2 separate regions of the Homo sapiens genome follow, and region 2 is linked to region 1. A link is an interaction called in ENCODE POLR2A ChIA-PET data of the cell type or tissue named here. Cell type or tissue: MCF 10A. All regions are shown on one strand.

Evidence for each region. Peaks named below come from ENCODE experiments on the same cell type or tissue, not always from the same donor. Only the 100,000 strongest peaks of a DNase experiment are listed, where the experiment ranks them.
Region 2: POLR2A ChIA-PET joins it to region 1 with 5 read pairs; 1 of 35 experiments calls an interaction of 5 or more read pairs at or near these places.

The regions. Positions count from the first base shown.
Region 1 is chrX:154,526,062-154,528,561 of GRCh38, forward strand. No RefSeq gene overlaps it. Among named protein-coding and RNA genes, the nearest start is that of FAM3A, 11 kb to the left of the region's middle. RefSeq lists an enhancer at 783-932. In MCF 10A, a CTCF peak has its summit at 1,269; DNase peaks (open chromatin) are centred at 920 and 1,240.
Region 2 is chrX:154,736,964-154,739,463 of GRCh38, forward strand. The region is part of intron 1 of GAB3 (GRB2 associated binding protein 3); the gene reads right to left. Among named protein-coding and RNA genes, the nearest start is that of GAB3, 13 kb to the right of the region's middle. In MCF 10A, no CTCF peak of the experiment used is centred here; a DNase peak (open chromatin) is centred at 1,228.

The DNA.
Region 1 (2,500 bases):
CAGGCTGGCCTAGAACCCCTGGGCTCAAGCAATCTGTCTGCTTGATCCCTCCCAAAGTGCTGGGATTACAGGCATGAGCCACTGCACCCAGCTGTCCCACCACGACTTATTATTTCATTAGATCTGGTTAAGTACGGTTATTTTATGTCTGGCTAACAATTCCAGCGCCTGAAGACCTCACGATCTGTCGCTATTGCTCATTGTTTCTCTTGCAATGTTGTTTCCTGGTGCGCCCGGTTATCTCTGATGATGTGCTTGCCCTCATGCTTTAAAAAGTACCTGTAGGAGGAAGGAGTCTCTCCTGAGAGGGTTTGCTCTGGGTTCTGTCAGACAGGCAGAACCATCTGCATTGGGGAACTGCCCATCCAGGACCCCTTAAGCCAAGTGAAAGGCTTAAGGTTCCATGGTCAACCCTGGGAATTTGAACCCTGGGAACTTGAACCCTGGGAATTTGAACCCTGGGAATTTGAACCCTGGGAATTTGCACCCTGGCTCAGTTGCAATTCTGGGTTTCCTCTCAGTATGATGGGGCAGCAAGTTGGGGGCCTCAAGATTTGATTTCTGTCCTCTTCGCTTTATAGGGCTGTCAAGGAAAAGTTCCTGGGTGGGCAAAGGCAACTTGGGGGTTAATTTGTATCATGGGGTCCTAGTTTTCTCTGAAAATTTGGCCTTGCAAATGTGTGTGTGTGTGTGTGTGTGTGTATGAGTGTGTGTGTGTATATATATATATATTTATATATATATTTGAGACAGGGTCTTGCTGTGTGGCCCAGGCTGGAGTGCAATGGTGTGATCATGGCCCAAGTGAACCTCCCACCTCAGTCTCCTGAGTAGCTAGGACTACAGGCATGTGCCAACATGCCCGGCTAATTTTTGTATTATTGTAGAAACAGGGTTTCATCATGTTGCTCTGCTGGTCTGGAACTCTTGGGCTCAAGCAAAATGCCCAAAGTGCTGGGATTACAGGAGTGAGACACTGTGTCCAGCCATAGAGTCTCACTGTCCTTACAGAAAGCCAGAATTCAGTCTGCTTCTTGTTCCCTCAAAGCTTCCTCGAAGTGTTCTAGTGGAGGCGAGCAGTGAAGCTCTAGGAGGCAAGAGGCCTTCTCAGGGACCCCAGCTTTGGCCTGTATGTCTGGGTGTCGTCCTGGACTAGTCTGATCACGTCTCACAGCTGAGTTTCTCAGCTTCTCCTCCTGCAGTACAGGAAGGACAATCCCTTCCGACTGCTTCTCACAGGGAGAGGGCAGTGGTGAGCCTAGAAAATAAAGGCCCGAAGCCAGCCCCGCCCCATTTGTGCCTCTCCCTCCTCTCCTTTTCTGCTTCGCAGAGCAGACAATGCAACAGTCGCCCCCGCCCAGCTCAGCCTGAAGACCCCTTCTCCACTCCCATCCCTTTCTGGCTCAGCCACCCGGCAGTGGGCCAGGTTCGGATGGAGGGAGGGAGAGGAGCTGGAGAGAGTTTTAAGTACTCTCTGGGCTTCTCACATTGCTGGCTTCAGTGGTTGCTGGACGCAAATTGATGTGATGTCAGACACCGGCAGCAGAGAAGGAAGCTAAGGCATTTGGGTCTGTGCTGCTGTGGCACCTGGGACTCAGTGTGAAGGGATCAGGCTAGGTTTGAAATTCTCTTCCGGCTTAATAATTTGCAGGTCTGGGCTGGGAGGTAAAGCTCTGAGTACACTGCGAGTGTCAGGGGTCCGGCAGGGGGGCTCTTTCCAGCTCCTACCCACTCCCGCGTGGGGTGAAACCTTGAGAGATGAGACACCAATCCAGGGCCTCTGAAGACCCACGAGGTAGAGTGCACTTAACAGTAAATTGTGGGCTGGGTGCGGTGGCTCTTGCCTGTAATCCCAGCACTTTGAGAAGCCTAGGCGGGTGGATCACGGGGTCAAGAGATAGAGACCATCCTGACCAACATGGTGAAACCCCATCTCTACTAAAAATACAAAAATTAGCTGTGTGTGCTGGCGGGTGCCTGTAGTCCCAGCTACTTGGGAGGCTGAGGCAGGAGAATCACTTGACCCCAGGTGGTGGAGGTTGCAGTGAACTGAGATCGCGCCACTGCACTCCTGCACGCCAGCCTGGCGAAAGAGCAAGAGTCTGTCTCAAAAAAAAAAAAAAAGAAAAAGAAAAAAAGAAAAAAAAAAAGAGTAAATTGTGGCCAGGTGCGGTGGCCCATGCCTGTAATCCCAGCACTTTGAGAAGCCTAGGCGGGTGGATCACGGGGTCAAGAGATAGAGACCATCCTGACCAACATGGTGAAACCCCATCTCTACTAAAAATACAAAAATTAGCTGTGTGTGCTGGCGGGTGCCTGTAGTCCCAGCTACTTGGGAGGCTGAGGCAGGAGAATCACTTGACCCCAGGTGGTGGAGGTTGCAGTGAACTGAGATCACGCCACTGCACTCCTGCACGCCAGCCTGGCGAAAGAGCAAGAGTCTGTCTCAAAAAAAAAAAAAGAAAAAAAAGAAAAAAAGAAAAAAAAAAAGAGTAAATTG
Region 2 (2,500 bases), 210 kb after region 1:
GTCACTGGTTTTCTGGTTGACACTGCAAATGAATAAATACTTTCCTCCCATTTGTGTCTTTCACTTTTAACTACCATCTCATCTCCTTTCTCTTCCACTGCCACACTTCTTGCTGTCGTTGCTACCCATTTCTTCCTAAACCATTAATATTGGGAATCCACTTCACCAGAAAGACTCGGAAGCCCCACTTAGACTTCAGGCCCAAGTAGCTGTCTCCAATTCAGCTTTTTCAGTGATGAAACAGCTGTTTTGCATCCATCTTCCTTATCTTGTGCCCCTTGTCCATTCCTTCTCTGTGCCCTATCAGTCAGAGCCCTGGGAGGAAAGGCGGGTGACTGGCATTACCACTGCAAGGTATTTAGGGTTATCCATCGCCTCTAATGGTCTCTCCTCTTATCTCTTCTCAGTTTTGCTGACACTTTTCCTCTTACTCTCTAACTGCGGTATCTCCCAAAATTCTGCCCTAGGTCCTTTTCCTTCTTACTCATCACACCCTCCTTGGATAATCTCATCCACCCCGATAACTTTAACTACTTCCTATACCCCAGTAACCACCAAAACTCCATCTGGAGCCCAGGTCCCTCCCCTCAGCTCTAGACAAATTTACCCACGGTTACTTCAAACTCGGTATGTGCCAGCCTGAACGTACCAGTCTCACTGGCTTGCCCCCAAACTGGGTCTTTTCTCCCATGCTCTTGCTCACAGTGTTTGTATGACATAGTCAGTGTCCAGAAAGATGTGGCGTAAAAAATCAATTACAGGCCAGGCGCAGTGTAATCCCAGCACTTTGGGAGGCCGAGGCAGGAGGATGACCTGAGGTCAGGAGTTCGAGCCTGGGCAACATGGTGAAGCCCCGTCTCTACTAAAAATACAAAAATTAGCCGGGCATGGTGGCAGGCGCCAGTAATCCCAGCTTTTCAGGAGGCTGAGGCAGGAGAACTGCTTGAACCTGGGAGGTGGAGGTTGCAATGAGCTGAGATTGCACCACTGCACTCCAGCCTGGGCAACAGAGTGAGATCCTGTTTCAAAAAAATAAAAAAGAATCAATTACAAAAATAAATAAATAAAAGATGAAATTCAACAGTAATAATGTAGGTCCTGTTCCTGGGCTTAAGCAAAACAGCAATAGCACAAGAACAGACTGGAGAAAAGATAGCTTAGCTGAAACACAGAGGAAATCTAAGTCCGTTTGACAGGAAGCTCAGTGTGAGTCAACGGTGTGGCGTGGCTGCCAGAACAAAGCTAATGGAATCTCCAGCTGCTTTCTCAGAAGCACGATGTCCAGATGAGCAATGATGGTCCTGGAGGAGTTTATTTAGTTCTGGTACCAGTTCAGAGGAAATATACAGGACAGTGAGGGAACTCAGAACTCTGTTCTATCCTAAGGAATGACTGAGTAAGCTGGCAACATTTAGATTGGATATTTGCAGGGCTCTCAAATTGAAAAAGAATTAGAGGTGTTCTGTATATTCTAAGGAGGTTAACACCAGGACCAATTTCTTGCAGTCAGAACTATCACACGATTATTTGGGCAGCATATTATGTAACCGGTTTCCTGTCATTGGAAGTGTCCAGATAACAAATGGCTGGCAAAAATGTGGCCAGCATTGGAGTTGCTGTAATTCATCTTGGGCTAATCACCCTTCTCCTCGTCCCTACTCCTGTCAAGTTCAAAATCTTTAATTACGCCCTCTCTCACATACCTTATAATTAAGCAATCAACATTTCCCATTGATTATTTCTCTAAAATATTCTCATATTTTCCCTTCTGCTGCATTCACATTATTACCCTGGACTAAGTCGCCTTGCCTAGGAAAGATTTTTTTAAAAAGGATATCTTCAAATACCATCCCAATCAACCTGACTTCCAGAATCTAAGTGGCAATCTGGAGTAACATTGTCAGTTGTTTTGGCCACCCAGCATCTGCACCTTTTTCTATATTTGGGGAATTCCCAACTCCAGTTATAGAAGCAAGAAATGATGGATCCTTTCTTTTCCAGTCTCCATTACAATGAAGGTACAGATTCTGATCGTCTTTCCTGACAGTTTAACCTCAAGATTGCTTCGGCAGATCCCACAACAGTATTTTTTATCTGCCTAATTAAATCATCATCTAGTTACCTGAAATGACATGCCCACTAAAGATAAGGTTTTGAGGGAGTGGGGAGTGGGAGCCCAGTGTCAAAAATTAAAGTTTTTATTAAAGATATATGATTTAAAAAAACAAAGCTTCTCAGTACCATGCCCTGAAACTCATTAACAGAAGCTGCTTTTACATATTTACACCATACTTAAAGTATACTCACGTCATCCATGTGTATTGCAGCACTATTCACAATAGCCAAGCTACAGAATCAACCTAAGTGTCCATTAATGGATGAATGGAAAAAGAAAATGTAGTACATACACACAATGGAATACAATTCAGCCATAAAAAAGAATGAAATCCTGTCATTCACAGCAACACGGATGGAACTGGAGGTTATTATATTAAGTGAA